2 separate regions of the Homo sapiens genome follow, and region 2 is linked to region 1. Evidence: read pairs that join two places in POLR2A ChIA-PET (ENCODE). Cell type or tissue: PC-9. All regions are shown on one strand. Each heading gives the region's core, and the rest is flanking DNA. Links, peaks and the distances in the headings are about the cores only.

Evidence for each region. Peaks named below come from ENCODE experiments on the same cell type or tissue, not always from the same donor. Only the 100,000 strongest peaks of a DNase experiment are listed, where the experiment ranks them.
Region 2: POLR2A ChIA-PET joins it to region 1 with 20 read pairs; 3 of 35 experiments call an interaction of 5 or more read pairs at or near these places.

What each region holds. Positions count from the first base shown.
Region 1 is chr11:64,729,291-64,736,362 of GRCh38, forward strand. It overlaps RASGRP2 (RAS guanyl releasing protein 2), which reads right to left. Exons shown (of 17, transcript NM_001098671.2): 10 at 6,613-6,690; 11 at 6,252-6,374; 12 at 5,822-5,937; 13 at 763-904; 14 at 472-508. Among named protein-coding and RNA genes, the nearest start is that of NRXN2, 9.6 kb to the left of the region's middle. In PC-9, for the core only: no CTCF peak of the experiment used is centred there; no DNase peak of the experiment used is centred there; H3K27me3 peaks cover 1,637 bases.
Region 2 is chr11:64,379,552-64,391,769 of GRCh38, forward strand. It overlaps LOC124902688 (a long non-coding RNA gene), which reads left to right and starts at 7,556. Exons shown (of 2, transcript XR_007062718.1): 1 at 7,556-7,814; 2 at 10,575-10,762. RefSeq lists an enhancer at 1-261. In PC-9, for the core only: no CTCF peak of the experiment used is centred there; a DNase peak (open chromatin) is centred at 7,020.

The sequences.
Region 1 (7,072 bases), core at 1,175-6,174:
GTCATCTTGAGCCTCTGATTTTGTGGGGTTTTGGTTTTGGGGGTTTTTTTGTTGTTTTTTTTTTTGAGACAGAGCCCTCTCTGTTGCCCAGGCTGGAGTGCAGTGGCGTGATCTCGGCTCACTGCAAACCCCGCCTCCCAGGTTCAAGCGATTCTCATGCCTCAGCCTCCCAAGTAGCTGGGATTACAGGTGGGTGCCACCACGCCCAGCTACTTTTTGTATTTTTAGTAGAGGCGGGGTTGCGCTATGTTGGTCAGGCTGGTCTTGAACTCCTGACCTCAGGTGATCTGCGCGCCTCGGCCTCCCAAAGTGCTGGGATTACAGGCTTGAGCCACCATGCCCGGCCATGCGCCTCTGATTTTAAGGTACTTCACTCCTTGGCAATTGCCCCACCAAAACAGTAACTCTCCCAAACAAACAAACAAAAAAAAAAAACACTGCCCAGCAGCCCTTCCAGTCATTCCATCTCACCTCGGCATTTGAGGCCCTGCTTGTAGATGCCCAGGATCTGCAATAGAGGAGGGGCCGTGGTGGGAGGAGGGATTTAGAGGTGATGACTCTACTTCTTCCTTCTTGAGGGTGAGACTAGGGCTTTAGAGCCCGCCTCAGGGCCCCGGGCAGAACCACAGGAGGAGAGGCAAATAGAATTACCAGGTTTTCCTGGCTTGAGAAGGGCTCTGGCAGAGGCGGGGCCAGAAGGGAGGGCGGGGCCGGGGCTGGAGGGGCGTGGCTTGGGCCGTGAGCCGGGAAAGGGACTCTCACCAGGGCTTTGCAGTGGCGGCAGGCGACGGGGCGCAAGGAGTTGCTCTCCTGGAAGTTGTGTACGAAGCCCATGCGCCCCCCCAACACAGAGCTGGAGCGCAGGAAATAGGAAACCATCTCCTCCCTGCTGATGCAGCCATCCCTGTGGGGAGTTGCGGGGGCGCTTCAGCTCGGGCCCTCCCCAGAACCATCCACCGCTGGCCTAACCCATCCCACTGTTCCCAGTGTCCTCATGGAACTCCTGATTTTGGACTCCTGTTGCAGAGTAAAGAAAAGGCGGCACTGGACTAGGGGTCAGGCAGATGTGGGAAGTGCCGCTAACCAGTGTGTGGTCTTGGGCCAGTCCCTTTCCCTGGGTTCCTTCTCAGAACAGTGGCCTGTCCTGCCCACTTCACACTTGGTGTGCAAACTAAAATGACTGTGTACTTTCCATGGAACCATCAGCCTCGGGCTCCCGAAGTGTACTGTGTGCAACACCAGTCGGGAGCCCTCAGCAGGGAGAACTCTCTAATGAGTTCTGGGACCAGGAGAGATTGGGAGAAATCGCATCCCTCTCTCTCCTGCATCATCCTGCTGGAAAGACAGCTGTAAATCCAGGGTTTCCCACATAACCCAGGGCTTTCCGCAGAAGCCCTTTTTCACCTATGAATACATTTTAGGGAAAGAATGAGCACGTGTTCTAGACACAGACCTCAGTTCAAATCGCAGCTCTACTTCCCTGCCTCTTGACCTGTAGCGGAGTAATCTCCCTGTCCCTCCGTTTCCTTATCTATAAATGGGTGTAATGATCATTCCTACATTTCATAGGATTTTGGTGAGGATTAAATTAGATGATGCATGTGAAGTTTTACAACAGTGTCTGCACAGATAGGAGGGTCCTCAGCCACCAAGTGCTATTCCCATCGGGACTGGCCCTCGCTTGAGACTCCCACCTGCTTATGAGGGGGCTCATAATGTGTGATCCAGGTGGTCCATCAAATCAAGGGAGCATTAGGATAACTGGCTATCTGAAAAAAATATAGGGCCGAGCACAGTGGCTTACGCCTGTAGTCCCAGCACTTTGGGAGGCCAAGGCGGGTGGATCACGAGGTCAGGAGTTCGAGACCAGCCTGGCCAACATGGCAAAGCCCCGTCTCTACTAAAAATACAAAAAATTAGCCAGGCATAGTGGCAGGCACCTATAATCCCAGCTACTCGGGAGGCTAAGGCACGAGAATCACTTGAACCTGGGAGGTGGAGGTTGCAGCGAGCCAAGATCATGCCACTGCACTCCAGCCTGGGTGACATGGCAAGACACCCTGTCTCAGAAAAAAAAAAAAAAAAGAAAAGATATAATAATTTTATAATCTTGAGGGGCTGAGGGCCTTTCTACACAGAACACAAATCCAAGAAGCCAGAAAGGAAAAGACTGACATATTGAGCACACAAAAGTTTTTAAATTTTATATGGAAAAAGACAACATAAATGACAGACAGGGAGAAAATATTTGCAAACACATTCAACAGCAAAGGGTTAATATCCATTAACAGAGATTCTAAAAATCAATGAGAAAAAGACCAACAAACCCAGTAGAATAATGGACAAGGAATCAGAACAGGCAATTGACAGAAGAAATAAATGGCCAATAAACATATGAAAAGATACCCTACCCCCATTAGTATTAAAGAAATGCAAATTTAACCAAGATACCATTTGCCAATGAGACTGGCAAAATTGTGAAGCTTTTTATAGCATCCACTGTTGGCGAGGAAGTTGGGAAGCAGGCACTTGTACGCTGCTGATGGGGGTGCAAACTGGTACAACCTTGTCTGAGGTCAGTTTGGCAGTCTCTCTCCTAATTTAGAATGTGCATATCTTTTGATCCAATTATCCCACTTCTAGGAATTTCTCCTACAGAAATACTGGCCTGAGTGGATCAGTAAAAGGACGTTCATGGCAGCCTGGCATAGAATCATACTGAAAAACTGGAACAGTCTAACTGTCCATCAGCAGGAGGATGGTTAGGGAAATGATGGACTAACCGCACAGTGGAATACTCTGCAGCTGTTCTAACGAATGAGGTAGTTCTACATGAATCCACATGGAAAGATGTCTGTGATCAAGGGTTAAGTGGAAAACAAGCACAAAGATGAAAAAAAACAAAAAGCAAGGCGTGAAGTTCTGTCAAGATGGTGATTTTTAGGCCGGGTGCACAGTGGCTCATGCCTGTAATCCCAGCACTTTGGGAGGCCGAGGTGGGCAGATCACCTGAGGTGAGGTCAGGAGTTCAAGACCAGCCTGGCCAACAAGGTAAAACTCCATCTCTACTAAAAATACAAAAATTAGGCCAGGTGCGGTGGCTCACGCCTATAATCCCAGAACTTCGGGAGGCCGAGGCGGGCGGATCACCTGAGGTCAGAAGTTCAATACCAGCCTGCGCAACATGGTGAAACCCCATCTCTACTAAAAATACAAAATTAGGCTGGGTGAGGTGGCTCACGCCTGTAATCCCAGCACTTTGGGAGGCTGAGGCTAGTGGATCACGAGGTCTGGAGGTCGAGACCACGGTGAAACCCCGTCTCTACTAAAAATACAAAAAATTAGCCGGGCACGGTGGTGGGTGCTTGTAGTCCCAGCTACTCCGGAGGCTGAGGCAGGAGAATGGCATGAACCCGGGAAGCAGAGCTTGCAGTGAGCCGAGATCGCGCCACCGCACTCCAGTCTGGGTGACAGAGTGAGACTCTGTCTCAAAAAAAAAAAAATACAAAATTAGCCAGGCATGGTGGCGCGCGCCTGTAATCCCAGCTACTCGGGAGGCTGAGACAGGAGAATCACTTGAACCCGGGAGGCGGAGGTTGCAGTGAGCCGAGATCACACCACTGTACTCCAGCCTGGGCAACAAAGAGCAAAACTCCGTCTCAAAAAAAAGGAAAAGAAAAAAAAATTAGCCGGGTCTGGTGGCCAGTGCCTGTAATCTCAGCTACTTGGGAGGCTGAGGCATGAGAATTACTTGAACCTGGGAGGCAGAGGTTGCAGTGAGCCAAGATCGCGCTATTGCACTCCAGCCTGAGCGACAGAGTGAGACTCTGTCTCAAAAAAAAGAGAGGGTGATTAAAAAAAAGAAAAAAGAAAAAAGAGAACCCACTACAAGTACCTAGATGCTGCCTAAAGATATATCAACAATTGCTGTAAATGCATAGATAATTTTGTAAGAAAGAAATGGAAACACCCAAGTTCCAGAAACAAAGAGGGAGCTTTACAATGAAGTGGTGAGCTGGGCCTGGTCCTGGGAGCCGGTGCTGGTCTCCCTCCTGCCGAACCAGGTGCTAGGTTTTGATACCCAACCAGGGCTTCCCCCTCACCAACACACACACACACACACACACACACACACACACACACACACACACACAGCCTGGGGCCTGCAGGAGGTGGAGGGTTAAGGCTGAGACCGCTGCATGAAGCTGAGGCCTCCATCGTCTCAAAGGGTCATTCTCACTGAAAAGGTGGTCTAGATAAAAATCCACCCACCAACCCAGGGAGAAAACATGGAACTCAACTACCTCTGCCTAAAATCTGGGAGAAGAAATAAAGCAGCTATGATAAAAGCCACAAGCAGAACTAGATTTATGCTCTAATCCTGTTTGTCCATGAAACAGACACCAAACAAACAAAATCTCTATCAATGTGCACCTGCCTGGGAAAAGAAGACTGGAAGAATCCACATACTGCCAAGCTTAATATTGTTAACAGTGCTTAATCATGGCAACTTCTACCAGTGGAAAAGGAAAGAGGGGACTTTCATTTCTTCCTTTTTTTTTCTTTTTTTTTTTTTTGATGGGGGTGATCTCGCGCAGTCACCCAGGCTGAAGTGCAGTGGTGTGATGACAGCTCACTGCAGTCTCAACCTCCTGGGCTCAAGGGTTCCTCCTGCCTCAGCCTCCTGAGTAGCTGGGACTACAGGCACGTGCCACCCATGCCCAAAAAAAATTTTTTTAGGCTAGGAGCAGTAGCTCATGCCTGTAATCCTAGCACTTTGGGGGGCCAAGGCAGGTAGATCACTTGAGGTCAAGAGTTTGAGACCAGCCTGGCCAACATGGTAAAACCCCATCTCTGCTAAAAATACAAAAATTAGCCAGGCACGGTGATGCATGCCTGTAATCCCAGCTACTCAGGAAGCTGAAGCAGGAGAATCACTTGAACCCAGGAAGTGGAGGTTGCAGCGAGCCGAGATTGTACCACTGCACTCCAGCCTGGGCAACAGAGTGAGACTCTGTCTCAAAAATAATAATAATAATTTTTGTAGAGACAGGGTCTTACTCTGTTGCCCAGGCTGGGCTCAAACTCCTGGCCTGAATTGATCCTGCCAACTCAGTCTCCCAAAGTGCTAGGATTACAGGCGTGAGGCACCGCACCTGGCCTCTCACTTCTTACTTTAAACATTTTGTTCACTATAAATTTATTTTACCACCTAGATTTTATTTTACCGTGGATTTTTGTAATGTGGAAATAAAAAACAACAGATTTTTGAAATACAGGTAACATTAAAAAATAAATCGACCTGAGATGGACTTTAAATTTTGAATGGAGTTTTTTCTGCTCAGCAAAAATAGGGCATGAATCTGGCTTCAGGGGGCATGTTTAACCTACTTCAGAGAACCAGCTGTTTTTCCAAATTGTCAGCATATGAACTGTTGATAAACAACTGGGTACTGCTAATTACAAACCTTTCTTATCTATTCATTAGAACAGACTATCCAGGAGCTCAAGTTGCCCACACTTCTTGACAGCTGTGAGCTCCACAAATAAAACAGCACTTTTGTAGCCACAGTCCCCAGGTCACAGTCTTTGCAAGACTCAGGTGGAGCCCCCCATCTGTCTGAATTTGTGAGATACCACTGCGCCTCCACAGCTGGCAGCCTCTCCTCCCCACAAAAGCAAGTGCCCTTTCCCACACTGGCAGCTTCCCAGGCCAAGATCATCTGGCTCAGTGACCTCATCTTGCACACAAGAAACTGAAGCCCAGGCAGAAGTGGGCTGAGTTGCCTTCCCTCTCCCCCAGGTCCCCAGCCCTCCTCACTGGTTCTGGTCGAGGTCCCCAAAGGCGCTGAGGTAAGGGAAGTTCCCACGGATGATCTGGAATTCTTCCTGTGAGATGTGGCCATCCCCATCGACGTCAAAGTTCCGGAACACAGACTGGGGCACGCAGAGGGACACGCAGAGCCAGAAGAGGGGAGAGTAAAGGGGACATCAGGTCCTGTCCCTTCCCACGTTCCCAGTCCATTTGATGAGGTGTGTCTCAGAGAGGTCTCTGACACCACCCCCGTTCCATACCTCCACCCCCACCCTACCCAGGGGCACTTCAGCCCCGTGCAGCTGGCCTGCCAGGCCCTGTGACTCCTAGGGGCTGAGTGCTGGGTCTTGAACAGGACACTCGTGCTGGCTTCCAGGGCAGTGCTCCGGCAAACTGGCCTCTCCCCACACACTGCTCAGGCTCCGCAGGAGCTCACCTCCACCATCTTCTCGATGTGCTCCACCACGAGGGCCTGATCCAGCTTGGGTTTGGCAGCCGAGGTCCACTCCTCCAGTACCGGGGGCCGGGGTGGTGGGGTGCAACTCGTGGGGCTGGTTGGCTATGGAAATGGTCGGGCCTGAGCTAGGGCCAGAGGCAGGGGAAGCCCAGAGCCCCGGGGAACAGAGAGGGGAATCCCTGGGAGAGGGAAGTCTGCCCAACACTACTGCCCTACCCCCAGGATGCCTCTGTCCTACAAGATGGATGGGTGAGGTGGCTGCTAAGAGCTCTTCCCATCCTCACATCCTGGGATTCTCAGGAGGGAAGGGCAGAGTGGAGAGGAGGGAGTACCCCCTCACCGAGGACTTGGAGCGCGGCTCCCGCTGCAGGGACAGCTGGTACAGCTCATCCTCCGTCTGATACTGATCCAGAGACACCTGGGACACACAGATCTGATCACCCCCACTGGCCCCTGCCCACAGCCACAGAGCCCAGGGCCAAAGGTCGACCTAGAGGCCACAGCTCAGCTCAGAGCTCGGGTCAGAAGCTAGACTCAGGACAAAGCCTGGCTTAGAACACAGCACAGCAACCCCCATGTCATCCCAGCGCACAGATCAAACCACAGCATGGCCCCAAACCTTGAACACAACATATTGCCAAGATGTCAGGGAAGAAGCCAGGTCGGAACCCAGCCAGAAGCTCTGATTTCAACCCTGATCCCCTCCAGAGCCCAGAAGCAGCTAAGAATCCACTCCAAACCTTAACACTTAAGCCCCAGCCCAATGTCTAGAACCTTGTCTGGATCTAAACCAGAACCCA
Region 2 (12,218 bases), core at 4,137-9,136, 350 kb before region 1:
TATGTGAGCGTGTGAAGACGTGTGAGTGAATATGAGGATGCTAGGGAGCATGTGAGTGCGAACTCATGAGTGCACGAGTGTGTGGGTGTATGGGAGTGTGTATGTGAGCACGTGAGTGTGAGAATGTGGATGAGTGTGGGTGTGTGTAAGCACAAGTGTGTGGGTGTGTATGCAGGTGTGTGCTGTGAGGATTGTGTTTGCATGTGTAAGTGTGAATGTGTATGAATGTATGTGAACAAAGCCTGTGTGTTTTGTGTGATTTGAGTGTATGTGTGAACATGTGTGACAGTGTGGACATATAAGTGTGAGTGTGAACAAAGCCTGAGTATGTTGTGATTGTAAGCATGTGACAGTGTGTGTGCATGAGTGTGTGAATGTGTGTAAGAATGTGTCAGTGTGTGTCAGTGTATGTATGTGTGTAAATGTGTCAATGTGTTGAGTGTATGTATGTGTGTTAGTGTGTGTCAGTGTGGCTGTGTCAGTTTGAGTGTGAGTGCACATGTGTGAGCATGTGTGTGGGTGTGAGCGTGTGTGTGTGGGTGTGTGTGTGAGCATGTCAACGCGTGGGTGTGAGCGTGTGAGTGTGGGTGTGAGCGTGTGGACGTGTGTGGGTGTGAACGCGTGTGAGTGTGTGGGTTTGAACGTGTGTGTGGGTGTGAGCGTGTGAACGTGTGCGGGTGTGAGCGTGTGTGTGTATGTGGGTGTGAGTGTGTGAGCGTGAGTGTGAGAGTGTGTGTGAGTGTGTCGCTCTCTGAGGGAAGCACACAGCGCCGTGGTAGAAGCTCTGAAGTAAACACTTCGTTCTTCAGTTGATTCCCCTCCACGGGGACCCTGTTGCCTACTGGGACTGTATTGTAGCCGGGGGATGCGGGATTCAGACCCGGCCAGGAAGGCCTGACTCTCCGCACTGGGTGGGGCCGGCCTGGAGGCTGCAGAGGGGAGCCGCGGGCAGGCACGGGGCGGCCGCTGGCCGTGAAGTGATGTGCTGGTTGACGCTGTGGGCATGTAGGGGCTGTCAGGGGAGCGGTGACAGAACCAGGGCCAGGCGGGAACTGGAATCTCCAGGGATCTTGCTTTGCCTGTGAGTGGGGAAAGAAGGGCTGTGGGGAGAAGCACCGCAGGACTAGGCTGGGGGGACTGGAGCCCGGAGGTAACCCTGAGGCTGGCTTGTGACTTCATCTCCAGGGCAGACGCAGCCTGGGATGTGTGTGGGGAGTCCCTGGCCTGCTTGGAAAGGGAAGCCCTTCCTCCCCAAAGCTGAGCCTTCCCAGAAGGGGTGCTCCGGCTCTGCTGTGGGGAAGACTCTGCCCTCCGCAGCTGCCCTCAGATGTCACTGGGGGAGGGTATCCCTAATAACTGTTGTGTAAAGTGTAAGAAGCTCAGGGCACTGACTCAGGTGTGCAAGAAAAATCACTTTTTTTTTTTTTTTTGAGATGGAGTCTTACTCTGTTGCCTAGGCTGGAGTGCAGTGGCACAATCTCAGCTCACTGTAACCTCCGCCTCCTGGGTTCAAGTGATCCTCCTGCCTCAGCCTCTCAAGTAGCTGGAATTACAAGTGTGCACCACCACACCCAGCTAATTTTTGTATTTTTAGTAGAGACGAGCTTTCACTATGTTGGCCAGGCTGGTCTCAAACTCCTGACCTCAAGTGATCTGCCCGCTTCGGCCTCCCAAAGTGCTGGGATTGCAGGTGTAAGCCACCGCCTCCCACCACTTGTTTTTAACCACTCAGCAGTGTTTCTGACATCAAGACCTTGGCTGAACTGGCAGAGAAAAAGTAGCTTCCAATTTTCCTGGTGAACTTCCTACCCTGCTCAGGGTCCTGTCACAGCGGCAGAGACCTCTGAGGGACCAGAGCAGCAAGTAGGGGCCAGGAGGGCCCCCATCATGGGTGCACACAGGAACTTCTGACACGTCCACACTCCAGTCCTTAAAGCCCACAAGATCCTTCCATGGCGCGCTCAGGGCAGGAGACCCTGGGTGAGCCACTAGTGGGCCCCCTTTTGAGAGGCCCCAGCACGGTTCCTCCCTGGGGCCTAGGCTTTCTCTTGGCAGGCTGCTGTGAGTAGAGGCAGGAATCTCTGCTCTCAGGATGCCCAAGGCTGGCTCTCCTTTTTTCTCCAAGACAAAGGATTTTGGAGGACAAAAGTTAAGAAGACCCATCGGTGTTTTTTGTTTGTTTGTTTAGTTTTTTTGTTTTTTTTTTTTGTTTGTTTTTTACTGTGTCTCACTCTGTTGCCAGGCTGGAGTGCAGTGGCATGATCTCGGCTTACTGTGACCTCTGCCTCCCGGGTTCAAGCGATTCCCCTGCCTCAGCCTCCCGAATAGCTGGGACTACAGGTGCACACCACCATGTCGGGCTAACTTTTTGTATTTTAGTAGAGACGAGGTTTCACCATGTTGGCCAGGATGGTCTCTATCTCCTGACCTCGTGATCCGCTCGCCTCGGTCTCCCAAAGTGCTGGGATGACAGGCATGAGCCACCGTGCCCGGCACCCACAGGTGTTTTTACCTAACACCTGCCTCGCCTAAGGCAAGTACTGCCTGTTTGAATGGGCCGTGGTTTAAGGAAAAGGGGGAAATAGAGAAAAAAGAAAAAAAAAAACAGATGAAGAGCTCAAAGAACGATCAGGCATGTACGCATGCATGAACATTATTAATGTGGGAGTGGTTGTAGATTCCTCCCCATTCATCCTGCTTCCTTCTCCAGAGATAAGGATTTTTACTGGAGAGGGGACTGGTCTTTGTCTCAGGGCAGAGAGGCGTGGTAGGTCCCTCCTGCTGCAGCCCAGTGGGGCAAAGGGAACCAGGGGCTCTTGGACCCAGGCTCTAGGGACTTGGCCCGAGGCTCCCAGGCTTACCCTGGGAGCATTACCATCCCAGGGAGATGGGGGTGAAGGAGAGTGTGGGGATATTCTGGAAGTGATGTACATCACTGCTGACCGTGTCATTGGCCAGACTTGTCACCTACCCTCCTCACCTCCCTCCCCCGATGCAGAGGAGGTGGAGAAAGGGATGGATGTTGGCAGACCGTCCCTTCTTCTCCTTCCCGTGATCATCACATCAAATCACCATCATGTCTTCTCTGGACACCACGATTCCCTACGAACGATGTCCCAGCATCTCCCACCCCTCCTCCATACGGTCCTCCATATAGAAGCCAGGGGAGTTAAAACAATGAGAGCAACACATATCTAATCTTTCAACTTCTGTAGGATAAAGCCCACGCCTCTTTCCATGACTCATGCAGCCTGGCCCCTGTTACCTTTCCAGTCCCCTTTCTCACCATCTCCTGCCATGGGCTCTGCTCTGGCCAAATCAAACCTCTTCCAGGTCCTCAAATGCATTGTGCTCATCCTTTGCACTTGCTGTTCCCTCTGTGGGGCACGCTTTCCCCTTCTCTTGGCCAGGCTGATGCCATGTCATCCGTCAATGCTCGGATGGCTTTATTTCTCAGAGCAGCCCCTCCTGACCCCTCCACTAGCCTACAAGCCCCGACTCTTTGTGCCGTCAGTAGGCAGCAGTTCCCACCGAAGCAGCCGTCCCTGTGTGTTGCTGTCATTGTCTTTTCTTTTTTTGGAGACAAGGTCTCGCTCTGACGCCCAGGCGGGAGTGCAGTGGCATGATCTCAGCTCATGGCAACCTCCGCCTCCCAGGTTCAAGCGATTCTTCTGCCTCAGTCTCCCAGGTAGCTGGGACTACAGGTGTCCACCACCACGCCCAGCTAATTTTTGTGTTTTTAGTAGAGATGGGGTTTCACCATGTTGGCCAGGCTGGTCTCGAACTCCTAACCTCAGGTGATCCACCCACCTCGGGCTCCCAAAGTGCTGGGATTACAGGCATAAGCTACCACACCTGGCCTGTTGTCATTGTTTAATTATCAGTCTCTCTGCCTGGGATATGAGCATGGCGGGGAGGGACGAGACTGTCCTCATCATTCACCATTGTATCCTTGGTGCCACATCATCCCTGGCACATAGTAGGTACTCTGGCGATGTTTGTTGAGTGAACAAGTGAATATACTTGTAGATTCAGCCATTCCCTAGCAACCCCAGTTAAGCCCCCTGCCTGGGGTCAACCCAGACCATCACTGCTCTCCTCTCCCCATCTAGGTGCTCAGGGTGGGCTGGCCAGGTGTGCAGGGCCCCTTTCTCAGGCTGCCCTGCACATCCCGTGTTTCTCTGGATGCTGCATGTGTCACAACAGCTCTGCCACCTGCAGGCTGTGTGGCCTTGGGCAAGGCACACTCCCTCTCTGAGCCATGGCTTCTTTATTGACTCTTAGATTCAGTTCTGCAGAACCCTGGTGCTCTGAGGAGGTCTCCATGAGCAGGGTAAGGGGAGGCTGGATGGCTGGATAGTCCCTCCGCTTCAACCAGAGTGGCTTTGCTTTGATGTGTTTCTTATGCTGGGGTCAAATATAAGATTCTGTTTGGAAAGGGCTCTGCTGAAAATAGTAGTGACTATATCTCTAAGCTAGAAGATGAAGCGGGTCTCAAAGCTTAGCTTCAGGAGTTTCCCTGAAGGAGTGTGAAACCCATCTCCATCAATTCCTAGCTAAGTGACCTTGGGCAAATTACCGACCCTCTCTGTGCCTTAGTAACCTTATCCACGAAATGAGGCAATAATGTTGGCCGCCTCGTGGCATTGCAAAGATAAGGTCAAGTAATGCATGCCAAGCACTTGGAACACCTCCTAGGCAGAGGGCAGGAGGGCCCCTGGGATGAGTGAGGCATGGAGGTTGTTGCCATTCAAGCCAGGCCGACTCAGGCTGGCTCCCACAGGACGGCGCGTAGGTGCAGGTGTGAAGTGGTCTTTCAGCACATTTTCATGGAAAGAAGCCTTTCCTTTCAGATTCCTGAAAACCTCAGAGCTAAGGACTTTTCAGCGGGAAAGTCAGGGAGGGCAGTTTCCATAAGTGCACCTCACACTGATGCTGGCGTCTGACAGCTTCCCCCATAACACTGGACCGAAGGTGGGCGGGGCGCGGGCCAGCTCTGTGGGTTTGCTCTGGGCGGTTTGAAGACAGCAGTCACCAGGCCAGGGCCTCTGTGACCCCTCCCTCCTGCCTGCTCCCTGCGGTGCCCCCACTCTTTCTGATTCTCCCTGGGGCCTGGGAGACAGTGGGACACCCTGGGATGCCTGAAACTGCAGGTTGAGAGGCAGCCAGGGAGTGGGGTCCTCTGGGAGGAGCCTCAGGCAGGTTTCTGGGCCCCCTGTAACCGGCTGAATCAGAATTTCAGGGAGTGCAGTCTGGGAATCTGCTTTTTAAAAAGCTTCCCAGGGTCATGTGCAGTGACTCATTCCTGTAATCCCAGTACTTTGGGAGGCTGAGGCAGGAGGATTGCTTGAGGCCAGGAGTTCAAAGTTACAGTGCACTATGATTGTACCACTGCACTTCAGCCTGGGTGGCAGAGCAAGACTCTGTCTCAAAAACAACCAAAAAGCAACCTTCCATGGTGTATATTCAAGCTATGGAGCCACAGATCTCATCTCATGAACCTCCTGAACTTTCCTAATGGGGAGACCGAGGCACAGAGGGGAAGGGACTTAGCCAGAGCCACAGGGCTGCCGACTGGCAAAACCAATTCCCGTGATGCCCAGCTGAGGCTTTCTCCCTCCCTGGGCCACACTTGCTGTAATGTGGAATTTTCCATAGGGACACAGATCCAATTTTATACTAGGAGCTCTCAGAAACCAGTATTCTCTGCCAGAATTCCCTGCCATCACCCACTTTAGTGGAAAGCTGGTATTCTACAGAGTAAGGGGTGTCTGCTATGTCCCCCACTCCCACCACACCATTCACAGGTCCTCAGAGCCTCTCTGTGTTATTTTTCCTGCCCAGCGGGGGTCAACAGGTATCTGGCAGGGCCTGCTCACCAACAGATGTCCCTGTAGACCTGTCATAAGGCAGGCTGCCGGGAGCACACTGGACACAGAGGGGAGGTGGGGAGAAGCTGCCTGGGAGCCAGTGAGACCAGGCAGGCACTGACTGCTTAGCGGGGGCAGGCGTTTCTCCACCGAGAGAGTTGCAGATGCCAAACAGACTCTGCAGCTCCGAGCTCTCCAATCTGCCTCAGCGGGGTCTTCCGTGCCCTGCATCTCCCCTGGCTGGGGCTTGGAAGCTCAGCCCGGAAGGTTCTTCTTGCCTGAGTGAGTCAAGTCCAGAGAAAGTGTCCGTGGTTGCCTGTGGAAAGAGGAAGCACTTTCTGGCTATTTCCTTTAATAACAACAAGAGTAGCGATGACGTTGAGCCCATTTATTGAGCCTCATGATGTGCCAGGCCCTGTGCCACACAGGTAGAAGGTCACACATAGGATCCCTGCTGCTGCTGTTGTTAATAGTCATGGCCAATGTTATTACTGAATCCTTCTCTGTACCAGGAGCCAGGCACCGGGCCCAGCACTGTCTATAATTTCCTTTCATGAACAGGTTCTACATTATCATCATCTGCAATTGTTTCCATGTTGTGGATGAAGAAAATGAGGCTTGGAGAGAGAAAGTAAATTGTCCAAGGTCACACAAAGGCATCCACAGGCATTGGCCCTAGAGCCTGGGCCTCCCTACTTGAGAACTAAGCCCTTAACCACAGTGGTTGAGCGGTTATGCTGCCTCTCAAGGTTATCTCCTGCCTAAGAGATATTTCTTTCTAGCAGATGTGTGGTGGTTCGCTTTCCTCTGCAATCCGTTTTAGCTCTCTTTGCCCCAAGGATCTGGTTCTCGCTCCGACTCTGCAGAGCCTAGAGCTCCATAGACGCCAGCCCCGGGCTCTCTTTGCTGGAGGTGGCATGGCAGCTCCATTTGCTGTCTTTGTGAAATAAATCATGTCAGTCATGTGACAGCGCACTGTCCCTCATCATAGCCTAGCTTTCCATTCTGATCCACAACTTGGTACCTCAATGTGAAGACTGTGGTCTGGAATGACAAGATTCCAGAATACAGCCATGAGTCACTTAGCCATGGGGACACGTTCTGAGAAATGCATTGTTAGGTGATTTCATCACTGTGTGAACATCAGAGTGCACTTACACAAACCTGGATGGGTAGCCCGCAACACAGCTAGGCTAGATGGTACAGCTGATTGCTCCCACACCACAAGCCTGTATGGCAGGAAGTGCTGAGTAGCAGAGGCAATTGGAATAGAATGGTATTTGCGTATCTAAATGTATCTAATCATAGAAAAGGTGGCACATTGCACTATGATGATATGATGGCTATGAATGACATCACTAGATGAGAAAAATTTTTCAGCTCCCTTATAATCTTTTATTTTTGTTATTTTTCTTTTCTTTCTTTCTTTCTTTCTTTCCCTCCCTCCCTCCCTCCCTCCCTCCCTCCCTCCCTCCCTCCCTTCCTTCCTTCCTTCCTTCCTTCCTTCCTTTCTTTCAAAAAATAAAAGCATACAGACAACCTCTTGCTATGTTGCCCAGGCTGTAGTCAAACTCCTCGCTTCAAGCAATCCTCCTGCTTTGGCCTCCCAAGTCCCAACCATGTTAGCCAGGCTGGTATCGAACTCCTGGCCTGAAGTGATCTGGCCACCTCAGCTTCCCAAAGTGCCAGGACTATAGGTGTGAGCCACCACACCCAGCCTCCATTATAATCCTATAGGACCACCATGGAATATATGGTCCCACACTGTCCAAAACATCATCATGCAGCCCATGAAATTAAACTGTTTCAAGGAGAAAAGCAAAGAACACAAATGAAAGATGGGTGAGGAGGAATCAATTGTGTGAACACTCAAGAGATGAAGACGCTGAGGTCCCAGTAGACCACCGGCTGTCAGCAGCGGAATATGATAGCAGATTTGTTAAGGTAAGCACCACAAAACAGTGCTGCATCCCAGGTGTAGAATGGGCTGAGAACATCTGACACTTTGCCTCCTCTTTTTTGATGTCATAATCACTGTTGTATTATTCTCCACAAGCATCCAGGAGGGAGATTAGTTTGGGCCCCTATCCTCTTAGTTTTATTAGCTCTGTAGAAAGTATGGCTGGCCAGGTGCAGTGGCTTATGCCTGTAATCCTGGCATTTTGGGAGGCCAAGGTGGGCGGATCGCTTGAGGCCAGGTGTTCCATACCAGCCTGGTTAACATGTGTAATCCTGTCTCTACCAAAAATACAAAAATTAGCCAGGCATAGTGGTGCATGCCTGTAATCCCAGCTACTCTGGAGGCTGAGGCAGGAGAATCACTTGAACTTGGGAGGTGGAGGTTGCAATGAGCCGAGATCGTGCCACTGCACTCCAGCCTGGGCGGAAGAGCGAGACTCTGTCTCAAAAAAAAAAAAAAAAAAAAAAAAAGTATGGCCAAGGCTGGTATTTTCTATACTCCTGTCTTCCTTAGCTTCCTTAGCAACACAAAAGCTATAGTGTTGGGTGTCAATGGGCTTTTTATAATATCACATTTCCTAGCCTTTCAGAAATAGGCCTATAAGATGTAAGCAAAGGTTATTGAGTATGGTTTCTGGGAAAGCTCTCCAAAGGAGGCTAAGCTGAGAGGCATGTCCTTTTGCCTTGCCCCTTCCTACTCTCTGCTGCCTGAAATGTGGATGTGATGTCTGGAGCTGCAGTAGCCATTTTGGGATCATGAGGTAGCCCCAAGGATGGGAGCCTCATGTTAATGATGGCAGAGAGCAAGATAGAATGAGCCTGGGTCACTGATGGCTGTGGACCTGCTGTATCAACCCTGGGCTGGCTAACTCTAGACTTCTTTTCACATGAGAGCAAAATTTAACCTCTCCCTTATTATAGCCACTGTTATTTTGATTCTCTGTAGCTTGTAGCCAGGTGCAATTCTTAACCGATAGCAAAGCTTTTGAGCACACCTGATGCCTCACTTCCCATCTCTATTCATGAATAAAGGGAAGTTTGACATGGATATAGCAGGGTGTCCCTGAGGCATCTGTACTGGGAACAGAGCCTGCTTTTTGTGGGCCTGGGGGCCTTGTGTTGGCTTGGTCCTGTTTGCAGGAACGGGCATGCCCGCTGGTTTTATCTCTCAGAACTGGAGGAGGAGAATGAAGTCGTTTGGTGCAGAGGTGCCCTGGGAGGGGAAGGGGCAGCAAGAATGGTGGAGGTGGATGCTGCGAAGTGACGGCTGGGCTGGGGCCTGGGGATCTGTTTCTGGGAGTGGTAGCAAACTTCTGGGCTCAGGCAGTGTCCCTTCTGGCCTGGGTGACAAAGAACAGTGCAGCTATGGGACAGCACAAAGTCGTGTGTTTCTGCCCCAACCCTAGCCTAACCTTGACTCTCTAGGACTGGCAGCCTGGGAACACTGGAGGCCAGCAGAAGCAGGGGATGCAGAGAGGATGGGGCCAGGTGGAAGCCAGGTGTGGGCTTGGACCTGAGCATGTGGGAGACACTCAACATGCCCTGGAATCCCCAGGGGTGGCAGGTGCTGAGGTGGGCTGTGCTCTGTGGGTGTGCAGCCGGGCACTAAGAATCTTGGTAATTTAGCTGGAGAGCTTGTTTGTGCCCCGGGTAGCCGAGCTGGACATGCAGGTTGCAGAGGGAGTTGGAAGCTGATGGACTTAATGAACATCGTAAATCCCACGGCACTCCCGCATCGTGCCTCCCTGTTGCCTGGTGGAGACTTACCTCTTCAGAAAGCTGGTTTCAGCAATCGCTCCATAAACATCCTTGAAGTTCATGGCCCTCTTTGCTGTCTCGGAGCTCACGCTGCACTTTCTCAGTCTGTTCCATGTTTGCTGATTGAATCAGCAATTCAGCCATTTGGATTAAAAGGCATACACAATTTTTTTTTTTTGAAAGCAAAAACATCTTCTGTTGAAGCAGCTCTGCCTGACCTACCATTTGCCAAAGGAGATGTTCTCAGAAACGTGTTGTTGCCAATGCTCAGAATAAAGATCTGAAAGCCTGTAGCAAGGATCAGAAGCCTCATGGCCAACATCTCTGCATTTATAAAGCATGATTTCTCCTGTGAGTTTGGTGAGGAGATATTTTAACCCTCATTTTGCAGATGGAGAAGGTACGGGGAGGTCTTGCATGTGATGATGAGGCCAGTCATTGGTGGAGACTCCAGGTGTCTTTTTATGTCATCTCACCATCCCTTAGACTGTTAGCTTCAAGGGAAGATGGGCTCATTATTAGCCCAAATATTGACTTACATAGAATAAAAGTGGTAGCTGATATTTGAGCATGGACTCTGAGCCTGGCCCAGGACCAAGTGGCTTTGATCTGTGATTTTGTGTAGTGTGTGTAGCTTACCCAGCTCCTGTTCCTCCCACTTGTGCTTTCTGGTCCCTCCAAGCTTGCTCTAGGTCAGTTGCTGGAATGCACGGGATGCTGGGATAGATGCTCACCCATTTCTGCTGGTCACAGATGAGGAAGCACCTAGCCCTAATGGCAGCTGGCAGCCAGCCTGTCACCCCAAGGACACCATACCTCAGGGTCCAGCTGAGGCTATGGATGACAGAGGAGAGAGGGAAGAGGTCAAGTCCTGAGGACACAGCTGAGCTGCTGGATCGAACCAACCCTGAAGTCCACCCTACTGCTGAACTGTCCTTTAGCCAGGCTGCATCTCCATTTATCATTTTATTTCTTGGCACCTTCCAGAGCCAAGAGAGAGAATCTTCATGTCCAAGGGTCAGCATGCAGCTCATAGAGGGGCCGGAAATCACAGCTGTGTCTGTGCTACTTCTTCCCATCTTCAGGTGCCATGAGTGAATCAGGAAAAGATATTGGTACTGTATTAGTCTGTTCTCATACTGTTAATAAAGACATACCTGAGACTCTGTAATTTACAAAGGAAAAAGGTTTAATTGACTCACAGTTCCCAGAGCTGGGGAGGCCTCAGGAAACTTACAATAATGAGAGAAGGGAAAGCAAACACGTCCTTCTTCACAGGGCAGCAGGAGAGAGAAGAATGAGCAAAGATGGAAAGCCCCTTATAGAACCATCAAATCTCATGAGAACTCACTCACTATTATGAGAATAGCATGGGGGTAACCACCACCATGATTCAATTACCTCCCACCAGGTCCCTCCCACTACATGTGGGGATTATGGAAACTACAATTCAAGATGAGATTTGGGTGGGGACACAGCCAAAACATATCAGGGACTAAGGATACCAAGTCACGGGAGTCATCAGCTCAGTTCAATGGTGTGTCAATTAACAAAGTGTTCTGCAGTAAGAAATCACCCCATCTGGGTGATATGTGTAACTGGCAGAGGAAGTTGGCTCAGTGATGGGGAGCTTCTAAAGAAGCCTGGCCTGGCTGTGGTGTGGGATGTGGACACTGGCCCAACAGAGGGGCCTGTGGCTCCAGCAGAGGGGACATGCAGGTAGCCGATGGCCCAGAGCAGGGCTGTACTCCTTCCACCACACACCACCATTCTTCAGGTGCGGTGACAAGGCAGGGGAAGCTGCTGGGATCTCTTGGGACTTCCAAGGGGCTGAGGTTGTTCATTTACCAGACTTCAGTGGTTACTACAGAGGGCTGTCCTGTGGCCCACAGGGGGCAGGGCAAGAATGAGAGTGGACTTGGGGCCGGGTGTGGTGGCTCACACCTGTAATCCCAACATTTAGGGAGGCCGAGGCAGGTGGATGAATTGAGGTCAGGAGTTCGAGAGCAGCCTGGCCAACATGGTGAAACCCCATCTCTACTAAAAAAATACAAAGATTTAGTGGTGGCCCGCGCCTGTAGTCCCAGCTACTTGGGAGGCTGAGGCAGGAAAACCACATGAGCCCAGTGGGTGGAGGTTGCGGTGAGCTGCGATTGCACCACTGCACTCCAGCCTGGGGGGCAGAGCAAGACTCTGTCTCAAAAAAAAAAAAAAAAAAAAAAAAAAAGAAAAGAAAAGAAAACAAAAAGAGAGTGGACTTGGCCCAGAGGTGGGTGACGGTCAGTAGCCACCTGTGGAGCCTGGGGCTCTGTGCCACGGTGGCCTCTCTGGAGATAAGGTGGCGGGTGCCAAAGGGAGGGACCCTCAGGGAGGAGGCAGTGACTTGGCCAGTTCACACTCCAAGTCTGTATTTTGGCTCAGCTGGCCCAGAAGTTCCTTGGCACCCCTTTCCCCAGAGGGAGACGTGTGCAATGTGTGCAGAGCCCCGCAAGGGGAGGACAGGTTGGCTCCCCACTGCCCCCAGCAGAGGGTGGGAGTGAGACTTAAGAGATGGGACCTCAGTTTCTCAGTGGCAGGTAGTGGGGTGCTGCCCACAGCAGCATTTGCAAGCTATGTTCCTTGGAGCTCAAG